Regions from separate parts of the Mus musculus genome. Here region 1 is linked to region 2. The links are chromatin loops, found by intact Hi-C in ENCODE. Cell type or tissue: gastrocnemius. All regions are shown on one strand. Each heading gives the region's core, and the rest is flanking DNA. Links, peaks and the distances in the headings are about the cores only. Region 1 overlaps Tango6 (transport and golgi organization 6). Region 2 holds the start of Has3 (hyaluronan synthase 3).

Evidence for each region. Peaks named below come from ENCODE experiments on the same cell type or tissue, not always from the same donor. Only the 100,000 strongest peaks of a DNase experiment are listed, where the experiment ranks them.
Region 1: it touches region 2 in a loop (7-fold over the local background); 6 of 42 quality-filtered maps call a loop at or near these places.

What each region holds. Positions count from the first base shown.
Region 1 is chr8:106,813,653-106,825,973 of GRCm38, reverse strand. Tango6 (transport and golgi organization 6) reads right to left here. Exons shown (of 18, transcript NM_173037.1): 17 at 7,405-7,518. Gm34197 (a long non-coding RNA gene) reads left to right here. Exons shown (of 3, transcript XR_387997.4): 3 at 1-377. Among named protein-coding and RNA genes, the nearest start is that of Gm34197, 27 kb to the left of the region's middle. In gastrocnemius, for the core only: no CTCF peak of the experiment used is centred there; a DNase peak (open chromatin) is centred at 9,322; H3K4me3 peaks cover 676 bases; H3K27ac peaks cover 3,242 bases.
Region 2 is chr8:106,862,146-106,874,156 of GRCm38, reverse strand. It overlaps Has3 (hyaluronan synthase 3), which reads right to left and starts at 3,321. Exons shown (of 4, transcript NM_001331048.1): 1 at 3,206-3,321; 2 at 1-249. The coding sequence starts at 249. In gastrocnemius, for the core only: CTCF peaks have their summits at 1,998 and 3,372; DNase peaks (open chromatin) are centred at 2,988, 3,363, 3,945, 5,750 and 2 more places; H3K4me3 peaks cover 3,376 bases; H3K27ac peaks cover 3,519 bases.

The DNA of each region.
Region 1 (12,321 bases), core at 1,462-9,461, 50 kb after region 2:
TAATAATTAAATGCCTGGTCTTTATTGAGTATGAACTGTACAGACACTCGTGCCTTCCGGATAACAATGTTAAGAGGGAGGCTTCTACCACCAGAGCCTAACACTGGATGTCAGCTATGATGGCACACTCCTGTGATCCCACTCTGAGGCAGATGCAGATCATCGTGAGTTCTAGGCTAGTTTGGGCTTTATAGAGGTTCCGTGTGCTGGCTAGTTTTATGTCATTGCTTTAACATAAAAGCAACAGTCATCAGAGAGAAGGGAGCCTCAGTTGAGAAAATGCCTCCATAAGGTTGGGCTGTGCGCAAACCTGTGCATTATTTTAATTAGTGACTGATGGGGGAGGGGCCATCCCTGGGCTGGTTAGTCCTGGCTTCCATAAGAAAGCAGGCTGAGCAAGACAAGTAAGCAAGCCAATAAGCAACTTTCATGGCCTCTGCATTAGCTCCTGCCCCAAGTTCTTGCCCTGACTTCCTTCAATGATGAACAGTGATATGGAAGTGTAAGTCAAATAAACCCTTTCTTCAGGATGTTGCTTTGGTCTTGGTGTTTTATCACAGCAATAAAGACTAAGACACCCCAGCTCAAAAAACAAAAGCTACACATGGTGGTCTTCACATGTAACCCCTGCACACAAGCGATGGAAGCAGAGGATCCTGTTGAAGGCCATCCTTGGCTACATAGTGCGTTTTGAGTCAGCCTGGGCTACAAAGGATCTTGTCTCAAAACAAAACAAAACAAACTGCCAACCAACCAAATAAACAAAATCCAACAAAACGGTCCAATGCTGTACTTGAAACAAAAAGTCACTGCAGGATGAAAGCTTGCATCTGATTCAGAAGTTGACTCAACCATCAAATTAATAAAACCAAACACCTACCCCTGTAGAAACTGCAGGCTTGCTTTATTTTCAAATAAATGACCTGTTGTTAAGATCTTTCCTTCCCTCCTCCTCCAGGAAGCAAGATGGTTCAGTGGGTAAGGTACTTGCCTCTAAGCCTGATGACTGAGTTTGAGCCCCAAGACTTACATGTTAGCAGGAGAGAATGAACTCCTGAAAGCTGTCCTATAACCCCCCCCCCCACACACACACACACACACACGCTGTGGCATGCACAGCCCCCACAGTAAATACATACTAGAAAATAATTGTGGGCTGGTGAGATGGCTCAGTGGGTAAGAGCACCCGACTGCTCCTCCAAAGGTCCAGAGTTCAAATCCCAGCAACCACATGGTGGCTCACAACCATCCACAACAAGATCTGACGCCCTCTCCTGGAGTGTCTGAAGACAGCTACAGTGTACTTACATATATTAATAAAATAAATCTTTAAAAAAAAAAAAAAAAAAAGAAAATAATTGTTTTTTTTTCTCATTTTGAAAGAATGAATTCCAAAGTCTACTGCTGATCTCCCACTAGACATAACAGAGAGAGAGAGAGAGAGAGAGAGAGAGAGTACTCTGTTGGCGTTAAAGTTAGGGGCTGGAAGGAGGAATTTTCTTTTTGGTCTTTTGAGGCAGGTTTTAAGATGGCTCAGGTAAATTCTCTCCTGCCTAGTCTCCCAGAGCCAAGACTACAGATGTGTACCACTACATACCTCTTCACACATGAGCTTCAGAACAAAATGCTTGGTCACTGCAAACTACATGCAAAAGAAGCTAAGCTGTCATAGTTCTTCTGGGAAAACTATGCGGAAGGCACAAGTTATGTAGATACTTTATAGTCAACACTAAATCACTTTAGTTTGTTTGTTTTGAGACGTGGTCTCACTATAGATAGATAGATAGATAGATAGATAGATAGATAGATAGATAGTCTAGAACTCCCTGAGCAGACCAGGGTGGCTTTGAGTTCACAAAGCTCTTCCTACCTCTTCTAGCCTCTCCAGGGCTAGTGTTACAGGTGAGCATCACCAGGCCTTTTTTTGTTTAATATGTCTAGCTCAGGCTGGCCTGGAACTCCTGAGCCCCTCTTCAACATATCCTACCAGTGGCCCCTCCACAGCCAGGTTTTTGTTTTTGTTTTTTTAATTGAGAGTTTTGTTACGTAGTTCTGGCTTGCTGTGTAGACTGGGCTGGCTTTGAGCAATCCTCTTGTCTTTCTTTGCCTTTGGGGCTGAGATTATAGGCATGTGTCACCATGCCCGGCTGCTCCCTTCTTCCTATTATATATGTAGCTTTATTTCCATTTCTCCATTATTCATGGTAGTTACACTTTATAAAGTCACTGAGTACAGAATCAGTGAGCATTGGTGTTTCGTTCCCACTGGAAATAACAGGCAGGTTCCTTATAGCCTTGGCTCTGCTAAAGCATTTACTTTTAAGTACTTTAAAAAGAAACAAAACCCTTTGTTCCTAGAATTGGTAACTTCTACTTTTGAACTGATTTATTTTTTCATTGTCTCTTTTTTCTTTTAAATACATCCAGTAACTTTTTTAAAAGGTTTACTTATTTTTTATTTTATGTGTTTGTGTAGCACAAGTGTGCAATGAATGTACTTGGAGGCCAGAGAGGGCGTTCCAGACAGTTGTTAGCCACCATGCCAGTGACAAGACCCGAACCTGGATCCTTCCTGAGAGCAGCAAGCTCTCTTCACTGCTGAGCCAGCCCCAGCCTGTGCAATTTTGAATTGTACCTTAGGTATTAGAAATGTGAAGTTATGGAAACCCTGAATCCTGCTTTCCAAAGGATGCATCTTTCTTTTTTCCTTTTGTCTTTTTGGAGTGCTGGGGACTGAACCCAGGGCCTGTGCATGGTAAGCCAGTGTTCCATCACTGTGCTACATATTTATTTATTTATTTTCTGTGTGTGAGTGATTATGTGTGTTGTGTATCAGTGCACTGAATGTGGTTCATGTGCATATGTGTATATGACTACACATGTGTGCATGTGTGCTTGTATGTGTACATGTACCTGTTTACATGTGCAGAGGCCAAAGGAGGATGTCAGGGGTATAGCTCACTCTCCCTCCACCCCCTTGCTCTCTCATTTCTTTGAACCTAGAGCTAAACTGGTGGCCTGGCCATCCTGTCCTCGCTGCCTTGCCCCTCAGTACACATGTTCCTGTGCTGAGAGCTGGGGTCACAGGGAGATGCTTGCCCATCCAGTGCTCTTACTCACCTGGCCATTTCTCCGGATTCTCTGGGTTGTTTTGTTTTGTTTTGTAAAGCAGGCAGCTATACTGCCTGCTTCAGAGGTTAGCCACAGACAAAAACACACAGGACTGGGACCTGCTCTCTGCATCTTCTCTCAGATTGTCAGTCTCTTCTCACCAGCTTGCTGTCTTAGACTACTCCTTCCAGTATGGGCTAAGAAGTCCTCCTTGCTATGTCCCTACAGTACTGTGTGCCTCAGCAAATAACTTCTTAACTTTGTCCCTGCAGTGAAAGCCAAGAAGACAGACACTCCTGTGCACACAGTCAGCCCTCTAAGCCTGGATGCCTCTTAAACCTGCCTGCTCCCTCTCTCAGGCAGGTCGCTCACTGTATCACACAGACTGTGTGGCTGCTCTGGGAAGCAGTGCCAGCGTCACAGGACAGTGCCCAACGTCCACTGCCCTAATTACTGTTTTTGGAATAAATTTATGAATGTGTATATTCTAGACTACTGCATAGAACGAGCAAGTCCCTGGGCAGAGATCAAACATGGGAAGAGGGTGGGAGTCACGTGCCACCTCTTTACCCTGTTGCCCAGCTCGCTCTTTCTGTGTCAAGAAGGCTGTTCTTACCTCTGAAAGCAACACTAGTTACAGGTCCGAACAGGCCATGCCGCCTCTCCTGGGTATTCTTAGCAAATTTATCCTTCAATAAGGTTAGGTAGATAGGAGTTTAAAGAAGGTAACTTCTGGCTTATTAACTGTCATGCTGTAAATTAAATAGATACCATCTAAAGCTAAAACAAAGTTAAGAAGAGACCCATCTTCCCCCCTATGAGAAAGTGCATACAGATTTTGGGTTGACTGCCACAAAACAAAACTCTGGCTACTTTCAAATGGGAATGAGCTAAAAACTGCCTCGTGAACTAAGAGCAGTGGTGGCTTCCCTCTTTATCCTGCTCTATCCCTCTCCCTCCCTGTCCAGATGCCATCACCACAGGTTCTGGGCTTCACATCCATGAGCAACAGATGAAACCCAGCATTGTCTTCTGGCTGTAGCTGTAGAGACAGTGATGGAGCGGGACAGAACAGAAAATACACAACTTCACCAACAGAGCAGGGTTTTCACTTCAGCTGTTCCTGGGGGGCAAAACAGCTCCAAGGAGAAATGTCAGCGTGAGCTCTGGCCAGTGTCTCCACTCATTACAGCGCCCCGGGTGTAATCACACCACGCTTACAAGATTCCACACACCTGGTCTCAGGGATGCAGTGGGGAGACAGTCTTTCCGTCCTCCTTCCTTTCCTTCACTCACTGCGTAAGCACAACCTATAAGTTTCAGTGAGTGCGAGTAGAATGAGGCTTGGAGAACAGGAGAGGCATTTCCTGTCTACACCACATTTTGAAAGTGACAAAGATCTGCAAGACCACAGGCTGATTCCTGTTCGACGAGGTAGAGTGCTGCTTCCATTAGCTAGTTACAGACGAGAGACACCAGGATAATGTTTCCGTTCATTTCCCTTCCTGTAACCCATGTCAGTCTTGACCTTGCCATGTAGCCAGCGCAGCCACCTGATCCTCCTGCTCTCAACCCCTGAGTGCCAGGATCACAGGCACACGACAGCACAGCTGGCTTGGAGTTTCCGCTTCATCTTTCACTGTGCAAGCCCATCATTTCTCTCTAACTCACACACACATACACATTCTCCTTTGTGTGTGTTCATGTGTGCATACTGTAACTCACACTTGCTAAGGATTCATGAACTAACAGAATTTTTTCTTTTTGGGCCTTAGGGGTCAAAATCAGGGCCTTTAACCACGAAGTATGAGGTTTCCAAGTAAGCTACACTCCACAGCTAGAGTCTCAGAGATCCGCTTCATTGAATGCATGCGGCCCAGGAGCTCCTGTTCTGTAGCAGACAATGAACTTTAACCCCTGTCCCTCCTGCTTCTAGCTTCCAAGTTTTGGGATTACGAGGGTAAACCAACACACTGAGCTTAGATTTCTCCTTACAAAGCTGTAACTTAATATTAAATATATTTTATTATTTATTTGTGTGTAGATGTGTATCTGTGTGTGCCTGAGGTCAGATATATATCCTACTGGCTGAAGCTGGAGTTACAGGAAGCAGGGTGCTGACTAATATGGGTACTGGAAATGAAACTTGGGCCCTATGCAAGAACAGCGCATGATCTTAACTACTGAGCCATGTGTCCAGCCTTTAAACCGACTTTTATTGTTAATTAATTTTAGGCTTATAGAAGATTTTAATATAGAGTCCCGATATTCCCCTCACCCCATCTTCCCAGTTATTAGCAATTTATATGAATAGTGATATTGAGTAGGGACATAGTTTAGTGCAGACTAGAACATGTAAATCAACCCCTGGCCCCAAAAGGAAAAAAAAAACAGCAACAAGAACAACACGGGGACCATGATATATTTGCCAAAAGCTTCACAAGTTGTGTTGTGCTTGAGGTAGGCTCTTGCTCTGTAGCCCAGGCTATCCTTAAACTCATGATCCACCGGCCTTGCTTCCTAAATGCTGGATTTTAAATATCTGACACTAAGCCTAGCCTAAGTTGTTTCTTGAGTGGTTGGTGATTGAGTCTAGGGCTTTTCCTGTGCTGAGTGCTGGGCAGGTGCTAGACCGCTGAGCTACATCCCAGCCCTGTGGATCTTAACTAAGACAGAAAACAGCAAACCTTTCTTTTTCTTTTCTCTTGTATTGTATTGCATTGTATTGTTTTGAGACAGGGTTTCTCTGTGTGGCCTTGGCTGCTCTGCAGACCAGGCTAGCCTGGAACTCAGAGATCCACCTGCCTCTGCCCCTTGGTGCTACAATTAAAGGCGTGCACCACCACCCACCTAACACAGATGTTTCTTAATTCTCATGTGTACAACAGGTTTTCCATAAGAGCTGTGTTTTGTTGAGAATTTATAATTCATTTAATTCTATGAATTGTCAGGTCATGGTGCACGCGTCCCTGAGAACTCCATCACTGCACACTGCTCCTCTAGAGAAGCTTGGTGACTCAGCCAGACCCTTCTCCCCACGTCCTTTGAGTCACTATTAGCCACAGTCCCAATATCCATTTCCTGCCTTCCTTTTTGCTAACTAAACTTTGATTCTGTTCCAAGCAGAAATGTGCCAGCTAACTGCAACATGGAGATACCTTACAGTGGGGAGTGGTTAGGTGAGCATTCTGGCTAATGAATAAAACAAAAGTAAGTTGGGGTGGGGTAGGGGTGGTGATTCTAGGAAACTGCCCCCCCCCCCAAAGGGTGTAAATGTGCCTAGAACTGTCTCTCCTGCTATCCTTGGTTCCTGAGACTTGACAAAAACAGATCCTTACTTGTTGAGGCCACGATAGTCAGGCTTTTAAAACAAGTTCATGCCACATGAGCTCATTCAGGCCAACCCGCACCACAGACAGGGCGCATGAGAAGGCGGGCAGGCAGAGAGGCGCAGCTGAGGGTGACGATCAGGGAAGTGGCCCTTTGGAAGTTCAGCTGCCGGGCTGAACAATGGCAAGGAGGTACTGATGGAGGAAGCATGGCTGTGTGAGGTGGGAAGAGGGTGACTGAGAGTGCCTACATGTACAAACAGGCCTCCGCAACCTGACACGGTAACTATAAGCATGAATAAAGCTGTTCTGTGTGGCAGAACAATCACTCTCACAATGGCTTCCTGGAGGTTTGGTTAAATACTGATGTGCAGGCCACAGATGAGTCTGTGTGTGCCAGCAAGTGAATTATTAATGCAGGCTCTATCTGAAATCAGCTGGGAAGGCGGTTCCATTAGAAGCAAGAAAGAAATTAATTTGAGGTCACTTGATCTAGGCACACATTCGGATGCATAAACTTTCTTCCTATATTAGCTATACACCAGGGAGAGGTCCAATCAAACCCCCTGAAGGAAGAAAAAAGTGCCACAGTGGAAGTATGGACTGAAGTCAGGCCTGGCAAGGAAGCCAGTCTCTGACATGAAGCCTCTTGTGCCTAAGCATGAACAACGGAGTGAGTCAGAAATACCACTCACCAGAGTTCAGACTGCAGAGCACGGTGACTGCACTCCAAGCTCACCTTGGAACCTGCCCCGCGAGAGTGCCAGGACTCAGGGCCTCGGTAAGCCTGTGTGGTTTTCCTGAGTCAGTTACCGTGCAACTCTAATGCACTGCAGAGACTCTAGCTGGAGATGCAAATGATGAAAACTCTGTTGACCAGCTCATATCTAAGAAAAGGGTTGAGCTGGACCTGTACAAGAAGACTGGATATCAGGACAACGGAAGGAAGGGGAGGCGGGCTTACCTCTGTTGCTTTCTGGCTGAGTCCCCGAAGCAGCAGCACAACTACGTGGACTGCAGCTCTGCGCACTTGAACATCATTGTCTGTCTTAGCCACAGCAATCAGGCAGGCTGTCACCTAGGAGGGAGATGGGAGAAGTCAAGAGGAATCAGGGTTGCATAATTACCTACAGGCCTCCAACTGTCTCTCTCAGTCACAGTCCTCAGGAGCAGTCTGGCACTTGGGAGGCAGAGGCAGGTGGATTTCAGAGTTCAAGGCCAGCCTCGAAGTGAGTTCCAGGACAGCCAGCGCTACACAGGGAAACCCTGTCTCGGAAAATCAAAAAAAAAAAAGAAGAAGCTGAGATTTAGTGGCAGAGGTTTGGTATAGACAAGCTTTCCTGGAAAAGGTCATAATCTGATTGGAAATTCATGGATGGAACCAGGGAGTTTTTGAAAAAAGGAAAGGTCAAAATGCAAGATTCTCTCTAAACCTAGGGAAAGGGTGTTAGGTGCTCGTCTTTCGGAACTTCACATCAGAGGAAGGAGGGACTGGTCATGGTAGGTGCTAGGACCTAGCTAAGGAGTGTCAGTTCCCGGCCAGATGTTCTTAAGCCTCTGTGCAGCACAGGGTTAGGAGGAGAGAGAGACTCCTTCCCCTCTGCTGCCCACCCAGCCCTGCAAACCTAGTGTCCACTCTGGGAAGTCAGCACAGCCAGTTTCAAGTACGAGGACCCGAGTGTGAAATGTGCCCACACAAGAAGGAAGGAAAGAGAAAGAGAAGGTGGGGGAGGGATGGGGATGTGGGGAAGGGGAAGAGAGGGGGGAGGGAGAGGAAGAGAGAAAGGAAGAGGGAGTGAAAGAAAGGGAGAGGAGAAGGGGGAGGGTGAGAAGGAGAGGGAAAGAGGGAAGGGGAGGGGAGGGGGAGAAGGAGAGAGAGAGAGAGATTGATTCTGCCTGAGTTCCTTCCTTTGTGGAACAGATCTTTTAGCACTCAGGCCCTGACAATTGTATCTCAGAAAGGAATCTACTTGTAAAACATGGTGCTGTGGGCTGGTTAAATGGGTGGAGGCATGAGTTACTGAAGCCTGCCGGCCTGAGCTCTATCTCTGAAACCCACAGAAAGGGGAAAGGGAAGAACTGACCCCTGAACACTGTCCTCGGATACACACACACACACACACACACACACACACACACACACACACGCACGCACTGGTGCCATATATACATACCTAATAATTGTATGTAACAGAGCAGTGTGGGGCTGGGGGTAGCACTGTTGGTACTGCAGGCTGTACAGGCATGAGGACCTGAGTTTGAAGCTGGAACACACACAGGAGGGAGGGGAGGAGGGAGGGGAGGAGGGAGGGAAAGGGAGTGGGAGAGGGGGAGGGGGAGGGGAAGGGAGAGACAGAGAAAGAGAGATTCTCTAATCCTGTACCACCTAACCTACCACTGTTTGTCATAATGCAGAAAAATACTGTAAAACTTCAATAAAGAGACAACCAGCTTTTCTGAAGCACCCATGCAAGTTTCAAGATGACAAGCAGGACTTGTGTGTCACGTGGTACTAACAGACTGTGAGTTTGTCTAAACTGTTAAGCTGGTTTCTCACATAGTTTTGCTATTAGGTTTTCATTGTGTGCTTGCACTTCTTGGCTAACAGTGGAGGGAATTTTAGCCGTGATAAGAAAATAGCCAGATCGTGTATTAGAAAACATGTATAAATACTTATTATGTTCAAAGCATGGAGAATGCAGGCACAATGAGGAAACTGGCTTGTGTAGAAATTTTAACTATGCAGGTTGTATTTTTCACAGCTTTCAAACAGTTGGGCAGAGTTCAAAGTATCTAATTAATCAGTGATGGCAGAGAGATTAGAAGGAGGAGGCTTGTTCTGAAATATAATTGCATCTGCCATGCGCTGGCATTCTGTCAAGTCGCGCATCCATTACACAAACGTGCAGTTTGGAAGGGAAGACAAGCCCTAGAGAAACTGCAACCTACGGAGAGCCATTGTTCAGTAAGATCCAGTAAGCTACTTCTCTGCTTTGGACCTAGAACTCCCAACCCAAGGCCAGCAGGAGCAACTTCCATGCCCCTGGCATTAACGGTAGAAGCATTTTAGTCCTAGGAGGAATTCCTTGGACCACCTCCAAAGAGGCAACAATATAATAGCTACCTCTACTTTCAAGCTTAGTATTTACAAGATAGGAACTGAAGGTGGAGAAACAAGTTACAGCTAGGCTGTGTCTTTCCAGACACATGAAAGTTCTCCAGACTTTCATAACATAGGAAGCCAACCCAGAACAATCTCCTAAGCCAAGGCTCCTACATGCTTGTCTGTGCCTCTCAAGGTTTAGCTTGAGAGCCATGATTCCAGTTTGGGCGAGCATGGTTCCCCTTTTAGAAGCCTACTGGTGCCTCCCTGTGCCTCAGTTCTCAGTGAGAGAGCCTGGCTCTCACTGTTAAGCTAGCATTTGGATATCCAGGGAGAAGCATCCTGCTTGGAAAAGGGCTTTCTCTTTACAGTTAATTCTTCAGTCCCTATGGTATCTTGAAGGTAAAGTGGAAAGAACTGTGTTCCTCTAGGGACTGCTGGGATGGCAGGCCGCAGCAGGGCAATCACTGCCTGGGACCTGAGAATGGAAGAGTCCCATGGACCTTCTTCAATACCTCTGCCACCAGGACCACATCCTTCGAATATGCAATGGCTTATCAAGGCCCTGAGATTTTTGTATGGCCTTGTGCTATTTAAAGGCTGAAATAGCTCCTTTCGCTCAGGCCAGGCCTAAGGCCCAGCTTACATGCAGCTTCCTGTAGGCTGCTGCCATGAGCTTCTGTCTGACACAAGACACAGGGAGACTGCAAGGCTGTCTGTCACCTTCTACCTGTCTAGTCTGACCAGCTACTCCATGGCTTGTCTCTCACCTCCAACTCCAAAGGACAGGCCCATTGTTGCCTTCCATCTCTAGAAGTCTCGCTGAACCACAGACATGATGTAAGATCTTTACTAATTTATGAATTGGTATAACACCCCCACTTTCCAATTCTACGTTCTCCCACAGGACAGAAATCATTTTGTGTTAATCCATGACACTTGCTCCAAGAGTCAGTGTACGAATTCTAATAAACAAGACTGCTAAAGGCTTTTTCTTCACAGGTTGAATCATGGAAAACCATCATTCCCCAAAGAGCTGGCACACACCAAGTATAAGTAAGACTATGCAAACATAACCATAACCAATCAAATGGCAAAATTGCCAATAACCGACTTTGGACCATCCAGGAGGGAAGCCACTGGAGTTGGGGTATGAACCAAGAAAACACGACTGCAATATCCCAGCTGTCTTTCTTCCCTTCCCCAGAGCTTTGTTTGTTACAATTCAGTTAGTGTGCTAAAGTGTCTGACGCTCAGTCCACTGGGGAACTGCAAGCCACCATTTGCTATGAGCTCACCTGACTCACTCAGTCTGCTAGGAACCATGATGGCGACCTGAGCTTCTTCAGGGCTCCCCAAGCATTAAGGTCTCCTCTCAGGTACCCTGCCACGTAGGAAACTACACTGATGGTGGAGAACCTTGAGTAAGAATACCCCCAAAGACTCTGGCATTTGAATACGTGGTCCCCAGTTGATAGTGCTGTTGGGACCCTCAGCAGGTATGACCTTGCTGGAGGAAGTACATCAATGGGGGTAGGCTCTGAGTGTTCACCTCGCAACATTTCTAGGTTGCTCTCTTTATTTTATGCTTATGGTTCACAATGTGAGCCTTGCTGGATGTGCTGGCTCACACCTCTGATCCTAGCACTTGGGAGGCAGAGACATGCATATCTCTGTGAGTTCAAGGCCAGCCTGGTCTATAAAGAAAGTTCTAGGACAGCCAGGGCTACATAGAGAGACCCTGTCTCAAAAAAAGAAAAAAAGGAAAAAGGAAAGAAAGATGAAAAGCTGTAAGCCTTCAGCTTCCTGCTACCATGCCTTCACTCCACCACCAGCTCTCTCCAGTTGTAAGACCAAATAAACTCCTTCATACAAAGGTTAATTCAGTCATGTTTTATCACAGCAATAGAAAAGTAATTACTATAAACAGTAACCTGGTACCAGAATTCACAGCTCAAGTATGTGGAATTTTGCACATTTCTTTAAGTAGACTGTTCAAAGGCCTTTCGCCTGGGGCACACCGAATTTGCTGGATTGAGGACAGGCCTCTTCCTGTGGTGCACTAAGATCACATTACTTCACACAGTGTGATAAAGATGAAAGAGCCTATCAAGATTTGGTTTCAAGCAACACAGTGTTTAACATGAACAAGAAAGTGTGGAAAAAATGATAATGTACGCTAAACAGGCCAAATCTTGACATCAACAAAGAAGAAAAACTTGAATTCCCAGTATGAAGATGGAAGATGAACCTCTTCTCTTCCTTCCCAACCAGTCAACACCATATGAAATACAATATGCTCCCAAACCTGGACCACTGACAAATCCGGACACTTCTCTTCAGATGCTACAGCGAGAGGCAAATGTCCCCAGGCAGAGGGCATCAGAGGAAGTTTCATGGCTAGTCCAACTTTCTAACAAAGTAGATTGTGCCTCTTCTTCCTAGCACTCATCAGTATGACTGTGCCTCCTCTTCCTAGCACTTATCAGTATGACTGTGCCTCCTCTTCCTAGCACTCATCAGTATGACTGTGTCTCCTCTTCCTAGCACTTATCAGTATGACTGTGCCTCCTCTTCCTAGCACTCATCAGTATGACTGTGCCTCCTCTTCCTAGCACTTATCAGTATGACTGTGCCTCCTCTTCCTAGCACTCATCAGTATGACTGTGTCTCCTCTTCCTAGCACTTATCAGTATGACTGTGCCTCCTCTTCCTAGCACTCATCAGTATGACTGTGCCTCCTCTTCCTAGCACTCATCAGTATGACTGTGTCTCCTC
Region 2 (12,011 bases), core at 1-8,000:
CTGGGAGCAGTGCAGCTTGAGGGGGCGCCCTGCCCTGCGCATTCGACGGTGCTCCAGGAAGGCAAACAGGCTCTGGATGAGCAGATGTAGACCCAGGATGGCACCGTAGAGGCCAAAGGACAGGTAGTGCTTTTCTGTGTGGATAAACTGGTAGCCTGTCACATAGGCCGCCAGGATGCCTCCCAGCACTACCAGGGCAAACAGACTGGTGCCCACCACACGCAGGGCTGTAGTCAGCTGCACCGGCATCTAAAAACAAGATAAAGAGATAGTGGATCAGGCAGGGACAGCATTTATTTCTTGTTTTCTTTTCTTTTTTCCTTTTGGTCTTTTTTCGAGTAAGGGTTTCTCTGTGTAGCCCTGGCTGTCCTGGAACTCACTCTGTAGACCAGGCTGGCCTCAAACTCAGAAATCCGCCTGCCTCTGCCTCCCAAGTGCTGGGATTAAAGGCGTGCACCACCACTGCCCAGCAAGTTCAGCATTTCTTGTCAAAAAAGCTTGAGCATTCTCAAGATAGGCCCAAGACAAAAGAAATGACCCATTATTAAAAACCATTATTTCTTACTGAACTTGACTTAAGACCACTGGAAATTCAGAGCCTAAGTTGCTGGGGTTCAAGTCCTAGTTCTGACATTTCTAACTGACCCACTCCCCTTTCAGCTATTTGACCCATAGAATGTATTATACAACTAACCTCATAGCATGTTCCAGGAGCAAACACGTGACATGTAAGGGCAGTAGAATAGTGTTGATCACAGACAAGCCAGATAGTCCCCTGGGATATGGTAGGTGTGATCTACCTGACCCAAAGCTCTTAATCCATAAGCTTCTGTGGGGACATTGGGCATAGAGGGGACAGCTCTACAGGCAGTGTGGGAGAAGATGGGTCAGGGGGCAGCCCAAGGCCTACAGCTACCACCTCTAAGTGTTAAGTGTACCCTGGGAGGGGACCATTCCCAGCACAGCAAAAGGCCCATGGAGAAAACAGGGGCAGGGGATGTAAAAGGGGTGTGAGGCAGACAGACACAAATCATTTCTCTCTTCCACCCTTCTGTAAGACACTGCGCAGGGTTGGCTTTCACTGTTTTCTTTACTTGAGAGGCAGGAGAAAAGGCCAAGAGATGGGAGAGGGGAGTTGGGGTGTGGACAGCCCTGCTGTAAGACCAGCAACTGAGCTATAGGGGACTGCAGCAAGCACTGCAGAGAAGGCTGCTGGGGAGCTCCGCCTACTTGGTCCTAGTGTCCTGGTAGGCTTGCCGGCATGTTTCCGGCCCAGCCACTCAAACAGTGTAGGTTCCCATTTGTAACTAAGTTGGGGTTTCTAGCCCCCATCCTGTTGGGAACAACTGTGCATTAATGAGAGGAGCCCAGGACTTGACATCGGAGACCAAGGTTTGGACACGCTCCACTGCCTCCTGGCTTCCTGACCTTGCCCAAAGACTTACTGTCCATGTCCCCAAGAGGGATGCTAATGGTTCCTTGCTTCTCAGATCTCAGGTAATTTCCCTGACAATGGATGCACATTAGCCCCTAAGGGCTTTCCCAGGTGGGAGCGTTAGGAAGCAGTGTGGGAAGGAGCGGCTGCCCTCCATTCCTGTCTCTTTAGCTACCTGTCCAGATTGGAGAATCCTTGTTTTAGACAATGACCCCTCACTTCGGAAACCTGCTTCAATCCTGGTCTCCCTGAATCCAGGCACCATCCCAATAGGAATAGACTCTGCTGCCAGAGATATCCATCACATAGGATGGGTGCGGAACAGTCACTGCTTAAATCCGCAAAAGCATTCTTCCAGCAGTGTAGATTGGAAAGAACTCTTGGCAGCTTGGCCTCTCCGGGAAGCATGTCCTCTGGGCGGCCTGCCCTACCAGCCCCGGGAGCCGCCGCATGCTTCCTCTGTAGGACTCCCAGCCCTCCTTGCACACACCCAGCTCAGGGAGCCCCAGGCATACGTCCCCTGCCTAGTCTCCAGCTAGAGCTGATACATAGGGGACGCTGCGGGCCCTACTGCCCGCCTCGTTCTGGGAAGGGACGGGAGGTGCTGTGGCTGGCCCAGCAACCTGCGTCCTGGCGCCCCGCCTCGGTGCAGTTCCAGAGGCTGTCCGGTCAGGTCCAAGGCAGCTAAGGAAGCTCTCGCCACGCTCCTCACCCGGCTTGAGCTTCACCCCGCTGGCTAAAGCCACACAGCCACACCCACGTGCAGGTTTCCCACGACTCTGCTGGGAAGGAACGGAAAAGCCAAGGAACAACTGCCAGCCCAGACCCTACTCATCTTCTCAGGGCCCCAGGTACCTTGGCAAAGGAGTGCCTGCAAACAAAGGCAGCATCCCTGCAGTTGCCAGCCCCCTCCATCCGGGGGCCAGACCCCCTCCCCCTCAGGAATTAAGAGGTACCCATCTCCCTACAGAAGACCCAGGAAGGTTCTGCAGCTGGATATTCTATGTACAGTCAGGCTCTGGCACGGGCTCTTGTTGAGGTCCTCTGCCCAGAGAGGACACTGTATTTCCCCAAGCCGGTTAACCAGAATGTGATCTTATATCCTGGGCCGCTTCCTCCATCCTCTCAAAAGAGATCCAAGAAAGCTCGCCCAGGCTAGCTAAGGCGCACTTAGATTCAAGGGCACGAGGGTGGGGGCGCTTTACGGGATCCATGTCCCATAGGACAATGAAAAGAAATAAAAACCTCCAGGCAAGGACGCACACCTCCCTACCCAGCAGTAGAACTTTGAGGGCTGCAAGATTAACAGCAACTCTCCCACTGACAGGTGCGCCCTGCAGCCGGGCTCACGCACGGCAGTACAGAAACTTGCACTAGCGGCTGGAGCTCCTCCAATCTCTCCTAGGCACCCTTGGACCTCTCTGAACCGGCAAGGAGGAGGAACTCATCTCACAAACCTGTGCTGTAGGGACCAGATCGCTGGAGATCTCGGTGTCCCCGCAGGTGTGAACCCCCTGCGGGCGTGAGTTGGGGGGAGGGGCACTCTAGCCTCGCTCCCCGCACAGCCTCCCTCCACCCCCAATTCATTCACAAAACAAGAGCCGCAAGGGAGGAAGGGAGGAGAGGCTGCGGGAGCCCAGGATGTCGGAAGAAAGGGAGGAGGGGGTAGGGAACATGGTGCAAGCGACTGCCGCCGGGAAGCATTGAGCGGCCGGAGCCCCAGGGTCCCCAGGTCGCGGTAAGAGGCTCCGGCCCCTTGGGTGCGCTCACCGTGCCGCCGGCTGCCGGCGTTCCGGTGCTCAGCAGGCCCGCGGCGGCTCCATGCTCCTCCTCCGGCTCCCGCCGCCGCGCACTGCCTCCACGGTGCCGCTGGGGCTCCGACTGACGACCGCCTTGCCCAGCAGAGCCGCCTTAAGTATCGCGCGCGACCCACTGGGAAAGGCGCCCTCCTCCGGCACCAGGGCAGGGAAAGTTGGCAAGAGTGGGAGGGCTCCCGGAGCCCGCGGGAGCGCCCGGTGCCCGGCCACCGGCTGGCGCTCGCCAGACTCGGGGTCTGTCGTGGACCTAGCCCCTCCGAATCGAGAGTCGCAACCTCTGCCTCTAGAAAACTAGGGACCCCCAGTGCAGCCCAAGGCTCAGCTGCTCCACGCCGACCTCCGGGCCAGCAGCCTTGGAAAGGCTGTCATTGTCCCTAGCCTAGTACCTGAAGCATCGTTAACTTTCCGGATGACCAGTGGGGACCTACAAAATCGTTCATGTCCATCCCCGCCCCCACGCCCCGCTCCCGAAACCTGGAAACCTACTCACCCTGCAAACGGGCTACCCCAGAAAATCTTCTGAACGCCAAGGGGCGGCTCGCTATGTGAGGGGACTCCCTAAAAACCTTCCCGGTGGCAACAGAGAGGGACAGAAAAGAAAAATTGTCAAATAAAAGGAGGCTGGTCAAAGAAGGTGTTAACTATTATGACAAGCTGAGCTTTGAATTCCGCAGCGGGGCGCTGATGACTTTAAGGCTGTTTGCAAAAGCTGCAGATTGGTCTAGCAGGAATCCAGGAGGTTCCGGTCTTAAAGCCCAAACGGCTCTTCCTCCCCACCTTTCTTTCCCACGTCCCGACCTCTTAGGTCCCCATCCGACATCCTCGCTGGCAGTTCCGTGGTCCCTGGAAGTTGGTGTAGACTCCTCCGGTGAGGTGAAGCCGAGAGGGAGTCCAGGGGAGAAGAGTGTTTGTTAGAGGTAGAAACTCTAGAACCAGCTGGAGATCTCGAGGTTTTACATCTCAGAAAAACCTGAAGAGAAATTGTAATTAAAGACTAGTTTTAAAAATGAATTTATGGGTCCTCCAACCGTCAGAGATAACTTCGCAGGCGGAAACAATTTAATAGGCATGTGAGCTGCTCCAGTCAGGAAGCCATCCCTCTCAGACATGCCCATAGGTCACTTAGCCACAGAATCCACAACACAGCCACCCTGGGCCCCTGCTCCGCCCACTCCCACCCTGACAGACAAAATCAAAACCTTTCACCCTGCTTCATTCAGGAGAAACACCACTGCATGGGCTAAAGGGCTGGGCAGTGAGTGAGTTTGTTTTGTTGAGACAGAGTCTGTAGCCCGGGATAGGCCTTTGAACTTCCCATATAGCCAAGGATAGATAAACCTGAACTTCTTATCCTCTTTAACTCCGAAGAGAAGGATGAGGGCCACCACACCCAGTTTATTCACTGATGGGGACTGAATCCTGAGCTCTGTGCATGCTTTGTCAAAGTTCTAGCCCCAGCTCCAAAGAGTGTGCTCTTAAAGGCTGTTGAGATGGCTCTTTGAGTGATGACACTTTGGACCAAACCTGAGTTCCAGTCTCTGGGACATGTTGGAAGGAGAAGGCCAACTAGCTCAAGTCCTCTTCTGACCTCTACACAATGATATACACATCCACGATAAATAGATAAGATATAGAAATAACGGCTGGTATTGACCCATGTTGTCATGTGTGCTGAGCTACCAATGGTCAGAGGGGCCCTGCTATAGCCTGCAATAGATACTCAGAGAAGTAGTGTCTGGGTAAAGAGGGTTGCTCAGGAGTCTGTCAGCTTGTTTTACTACGGGCTGTGACAGTATAAACCTCAATGTCTCCATGGTAGAAATGAGGTAGAGGAAGGACTGTTCCAAGATTTGCAGAGTCCTCGAGAGAGTACATGACAAGCCACAGTCACTTCAGCCTGAGATGGCTTCATCCGGCCAATCCAGCTGTTCAGTTACAAGCAGTTTCTAATTGGTGTTTAGATAAATCTGTTATTACAGATCCTAGGAGGCCGGGGCCACCCATGCCACGCCCAGAGGCATTCAAGTCTGGAGAAGCCAGGGTCTTAGGGATCCTTTTGATCTTCCCTCCTCTCTCCCAGAGTTGTAATATGCAACATTTTAGATCAAGGAAAACAAGCTGGGCTGAGGCAAAATTAGGTGCACTGGCCCCATGGAGAGGAGATACCCCATACAGAAGTTCGCCCCCCTGTGATGGGAGGGCCTAGCCTAGCCACTTGGAGAAACCAAAAAAATTTAGTCTTGCACGTGAAATCTCTTCATTTTTAAGTGTTAGCAGCTAATTCAGATGTTGGACACAAACATCCCATAGGTCAGGCAAAATGCATCAGTCATTGTCTGCCAATTGGCTGCTTGTGAATCGATCTGTTTAGAGGCTCAAGGAATGGGGCAGCAATCTTGAAAAGGTCCAGTTCTGTCCCCAGAATGGCTTCTCTGGGTGCACATTCCCTCTCCTGCCACTGTTCCAGGGCCAGCTTGTGTGTGTCAGTTTCTGAGGCTCCAACTGTGACCCGCTAGGCTTCTTACCACTCTGCTGGCTCTAGAGTGGGGCTGGTTCAGCACATCATTGCCAGTCAATTAAGACCTTCCCCAGAAACAGTGGGCCCAGCTAGGACAGTCAGCACTTGCCTATACCAATGGACTTTGCTCCATTCTGATGTGCAGGACCAGGACCTGGTATGATCAGGAAAATACAAACTGTCTTTACCATTTTTTTTTGTAAAGGCTGCCTGTGCCAGGGAGGATTTGCAATAATTAGCATCCAGTTTGAGGGTCCCTGTTTGCATTATCCCTTCACTGTAAAGTGGTCCAGGGGCTGCTACATTAATGCCTGGAGTTTATCTCCGAGTACTAGGGATGTAGAAATGGGGTTAATTCCATATCTAGTCACTTAGAAACATCTATTCAGACTTGAAGAATTGACTTTTGCAGACACTAAGCCCCTCAATCTTGCTCAGAAGATTTTTTTTTTCTTTTTTTTCTTTTTTTTCTTTTTTTTTTTTTTTTTTTGGTTTTTCGAGACAGGGTTTCTCTGTGTAGCCCTGGCTGTCCTGGAACTCACTCTGTAGACCAGGCTGGCCTCGAACTCAGAAATCCGCCTGCCTCTGCCTCCCGAGTGCTGGGATTAAAGGCATGCGCCACCATGCCCGGCTGCTCAGAAGATTCTTGCCACACTCACTTAACTCACATGGGAAACTGCTCAGGGCAGGCGGCCTGAGGCTAGTTGCCACACGTCGACTATCCATATTGAAGACAATCCACTTGCAAAATTAAGTTGTCCCAAGAGGCAGTTCCTTCTTTCCTCATCCTGCCTACTTTTGAGGCCAGGTGTAGCCCAAGTTCCCCCAAACTCTTAGTGATCCTTCTGCCTCAACCTCCAGAGTGCTGAGATGGCGGGCATGTGCCACACAGCTGGTTATCATTAGTGATGATGGGGAGATCTACCTGGAGCAGTGAGGACATCAGAAGAGAGGTCTCTGTGGGCTAGAATGAATTGGACAGAGGTCCATGGAGAACACTCTAGCTAGGAAGACAAACTGCAGGAATGTGTGCAGAATGGCATGTGTGCAGAGTGGCAAAGGGAGGCCTGGCTGAGACAAGACATTTACCCCATAGACCTTCCAGCTGTGACTAGTGATGGAGTCTGGCCGCTCTGAAAAGAGGGTGGCTAAGGACCACACTGTGTGTGACTTTAACATACCAAGCAAGGATTCTGGAGTTGTTTAGTAGGCTACAAGCACTGCTAACAGGTAGACTGGGTCACGGGCAACATTTATCGGTAAGGATGGGAATCAGGACTCAGAGGTCTGAGAGGCGAATCAGCCAGCAGAGGGCTGAGAGGGGGTGGGGATAAGAACTGTGGGTGCTGCTTTCAGAAGGTGACAGTGTCACCCACTGTGGGCCCAGAGGATGGCAGGATGAAGTGTTTAAAAAGAGAGAGATTTCCCCCAAGCTGGGGCAGGCTGAGACAGAAGGATTACTTGACCCTGTGAGTTCAAGACTAGCCTGAGCCAGGTATAGTGGTACACACCTTTAATCTCAGCATTCAGGAGGTAGACACAGGCAGGTTTGTGTGAGTTTGAGGCTTGCCTCCTGGTCTACATAGAGAGTTCCAGGGTAGCCAGAGCTAGAGATACTAGAGATATCCTGTCCCAAAGAAAGAGAGGGAGAGAGAGAGAGAGAGAGAGAGAGAGAGAGAGAGAGAGAGAGGAAGAAGAAGAAGAAGAAGAAGAAGAAGAAGAAGAAGAAGAAGAAGAAGAAGAAGAAGAAGAAAAAGAAGAGAGAAAAGAAAAGAGAAAAAGGAAAGAAGAGAATAGGCAAGGAAAGAAAAGGAAAAGAAAAGGAAAGGAAAAGGAAAAGGAAAGGAAAGGAGAAAGGAAAGGGGAAAGGAAGGGAAAGAGAAAGGGGAAAAAAGGGAAGGAAAGGAAAGGAAAGGAAAGGAAAGGAAAGGAAAGGAAAGGAAAGGAAAGGAAAGGGAAAGGGAAAGGGAAAGGGAAAGGGAAAGGAAAGGAAAGGAAAGGAAAGGAAAGGAAAGGAAAGGAAAGGAAAGGACTAGCCTGGAGACATAGTAAGTCCCCCATCTGTCTCCAACCAATCAAATAGTGGCTTTGTTTTCTCTACTGGGTGATAGTGCTTTCCTTCTCTTGAGACAGTACACTTCACAATTTGACTTAGCACATTATTCAGAGTGGAGAGTGTGTGCCTTGAGTACAGCAAGGCAGCTACTGCCTGACAAAGCTGTAGTTTTGTAGCTCGCTCCTCTCGGGGACACCTTGCCTGGCTAAAGTTGCAACTCCTGCCTTTGATGGGGAATTGCATTTGTTTTAAACTAAGAGTCCTTTGCTCTGCTGGCAGCCAGGCTCTTTCATGCAGCCTTGAAGATCAGGATTAGGTCATACCAGATGGACAGAAGGCTTTGTGCAGCCATCTTTCCCTTCTGTCTTTTTTCCAGAAGGCATGCTATGGCATATGGGGATCAGAGGACTGCTTGTGAGAATCAGTTTTCTCCATCTACCATGTGGGTCCCCAGAGTCAAACTGAGGTCTGGTGGGTCTATCGAAAGCACCCTTTACCTGTTGAAATGCCTCACAGGCCCAACAAGTCATTTCTAAATGGTTAGAATTCTGAGTTCTGAGACATCCCTTCTATGCTGTAACCAGGTGGGTGAGAAAGATTTCAAAACCTCAGTCTACAGCGAAAGCAATGGAGCCCGGAGCCCAGAGCCCGGAGCCCGGGAGCCCTGTGTTGCGTATATAGCAGCAGAAACCCTGGGTGGTTGGCCATATGGAAATCTCCTCACTGTTCTTTGAGGGAGTTGGCAGGGGAGGGGCTCGTGCCGAGCTGTGCCAGCTCTTCAGGCACCTGTGAGAACCACAGAAGGACACAGGGCTGCCTGGTACACACCAGCTGCTCAGAGCCCCCGTGCCCCTCCCTGCACAGTTACATAGGGATCCTGGATAAGGGATGGGCAGTGTCTTAGGGTTTCTATTTCTGTGATAAAATACCACGAACAAAAGCAACTTGGGGGGAAAAGGGGTTTATTTCAGCTTACCACTCTCGGGGACACACTCTGTCACTCTGTCACTGAGAAAAGTCAGGGCAGGAACTCAGAGCAGGAACTTGGATGCAGGACTGAAGAAGCATGGAGGACCGCTGTTCACTGGCTTGCTCCTCGCGGCTTGCTCATGTTACTTTCTTATATGCTGCAGTGTCACTTGCCATCCATCAGGCTTACCGAGAGGCACCGTCTTGACTGGGGTGGCTCTTCCCTAACAGCTTGTGTCAAGTTGACAACACAGCAACCATCAGGACAGAGCATGCTGAACGGGCTGCAGAAGTCTCCCGGAAGGAAGCTTTCCCTAAAGAAGGTGTCTCTCTCCTTTGGGAGTTAAAAACCTACTCTATTTGAGTAGTTTGTGTCCCCACCTATACATACACATAACTTATTGTGACACCAAGTGGACACACATACACACACTTCCCCAGACTTTCATGGTACGACCCTGTGTGTAGTCAGCCTCTCAGATCATTTGGTTTATGTTAGTGGAATACCACCATGTCCAAGTGTTTTTTGTTGGTGGTGGTTTTTGCTGTACCAGGGATTGAACCCATGCAGGGCAAGGGCTCTACCACTAAGCCATATCTTCAGGTCATCAGTTATAAATAACTCCTACGATGCTGGCACTTCTGCTGTCTGTCCTCTTTCTTGCTTAAGAGCAGTGTTTATCGCTGTCGCAGGGGAACTGAACCGTTCAAAAGCATTCGAAGAGCTAAGGGCAATTGCAATCCCCGTGGCTGTATGGGAATGGACTCCTCAATAAAATCCATCCCTCTTATAGCTGACTTGGAGAGCTTGCTTGCACGTGCATGCACACACACGCACTCACATGCACACGCACACCAATGCAATGGCTCTCACTCCTGTCTGTTTTAGATTTTTCTAAAGCCCAGGGGACTTTTTTAAAAACAGTAATGGCTGGAACCCATCCTAGATCAATTTTCTTCAAGCCACTGGGGCTGGCCTGAGGCTTGAATATTTTACATTTCCCAAGTGACTCTATTATGCATCCAGGCTTGAGTGCACATCCCAAGGGTACTCCTTGCTGAGATTATTTGCAAGGCCATTTCCTGCACCAAGAAGCAAGTGAGAGGCAGCCCGCTTGGCCCCTCCAGAGCTAGAAGAACAGTGCAGACCCCTTGTCGTCTGGCATTGCCTGCCTTAATGATAGGCACCTGTTTGAACTAACCTAAAAAAACCAAAATCCCCAAATCCAACAATGAGGGGGCTGGAGACACAGATCCTCAAGAGTACTGGCTGACTGTGGTGGTTTGAACATGCTTGGTCCAGGCAGTGGCACTAGTAGGAGGTGTGACTTTGTTGGAATAGGCATGGCCTTGTTGGAGGAAGTGTGTCACTGTGGGTGTGAGCTTTAAGACCCTCATCCTAGTTGCCTGAAAGCCAGTCTTCTCCTAGCGCCCGCCCTTCAGATGAAGATGTAGAGCTCTCAGCTCCTCCAGCACCAAGTCTGCCTGGACACTACCAGCCATGTTTCCTGCTTTGATGATAATGGACTGAACCTCAGAACAAGTAAGCCAGCCCCAATTAAATGTTGCCCACACCTTTAATCCCAGCACTCGGGAGGCAGAGGCAGGCAGATTTCTGAGTTCGAGGCCAGCCTGGTTTACAAAGTGAGTTCCAGGACAGCCAGGGTTACACAGAGAAACCCTGCCTCAAAAAAACCCAAATATATATATGTATGTGTGTGTGTGTGTATATATATAAAGTATGGGTGAAGGATCTCCAGAGGCTCAGGAGGGAAAGTCCAGAGACTTACATGGACCTGGTATTGGCCATGGGGAAATAGCCACTTGACTGATTCGAGGGCTCTAGTTTTGGAACTCTCTGAACAAGACTTTTGGATGGGGGTGGGGAAATCATTTCATCCCAGTTCTTTGAATATCAGCATTAACTTTTTCTACTTTCCCAGCTCACTCCTCTGCCCCTCGCTCATTCTGTTACAGGGTCCCATGCAGCCGACACTGGCCTTGAACTCATTCTGAAGCAGAGATGACTTTGGATTCCTGACCCACCTGCCTCTTCCCAAGAGCAGGGCTTACAGGCCTGCACTAACACATCTGGCTCAGGTTGGCCTGTCTTTAAGATTCATATTGTGGCTGTGGGTTTTGAAGTTCTGAGAGTGGTGTGTGGTCCAGAAACCGTCTGTGCATTGTGTATATGCAGGAAATTCTTGCTAGAGGCTCTGAAGCGCAGGATGGCTTTGTTCTCCAGCACCAGGTGGCTACCTGTGCGTGTGATGACTGGGCTGCACCCAGAAAAGCCCCACCCAAGGCACTATTCTGAGCCGGCTTCAGCTCCTAAGGTACACAGTAAAGATGAAGCATTACGTCATTTCATAAACCACTTAAAAGCCCAGGAGTTTTTCCAGGTCCCCAGAAGGGAGAGGTTCCCGTGGCTCCCAGCTATACTGTAGACTGACTGCCTTTTCTTGAATAGCTCCCGATACTCCAGTTTTCTACATCTCCGGACCGATGGTCGCCCCCCCCCCCAAGGGTTTTCTAGCTCACCCACTGTATTAGTCAGGGCTCTCTAGAGTCACAGAACTTATGGTTAGTTTCTACATCGTAAGGGAATTTGTTGACGACTTGCAGTCTGTAGTCCAACTCCCAACAATGAATGGTCTGCAGCAGCTGTGAATGGGAATCCATGGATCTAGCAGTTGCTCAGTCCCACAAGGCAAGCAGGCGAAAAAGAGAGAGTAAATCTTCCTTCTTCCAACGTCCTTACGTAGGTCTCCAGCAGGAGGGGGTGGCCCAGATTAAAGGTATGTGCCCCCACGCCTTTAATCCCAGATGACCTTGAACTCAGAGATCTCCCAGTCTTAATCTTCTGAGATTCATAACCACTATGCCTCAAGATCTCCATGCCAAGATCCAGGTCAGAAACTTATATCTCCCAGCCTCCAGATTAAGATCACAGGTAAACCTTCCAATTCTGGATTATAGTTCATTCCACTATAGTCACAGTTGACAACCAGGAATAGCCACTACAATCTACCCCTTGTCAGCTTGAAACAAATAATATCTCGTGGGGCTGGTGAGATGGCTCAGTGGGTAAGAGCACCCGACTGCTCTTCCGAAGGTCCAGAGTTCAAATCCCAGCAACCACATGGTGGCTCACAACCATCTGTAACAAGATCTGACTCCCTCTTCTGGAGTGTCTGAAGACAGCTACAGTGTACT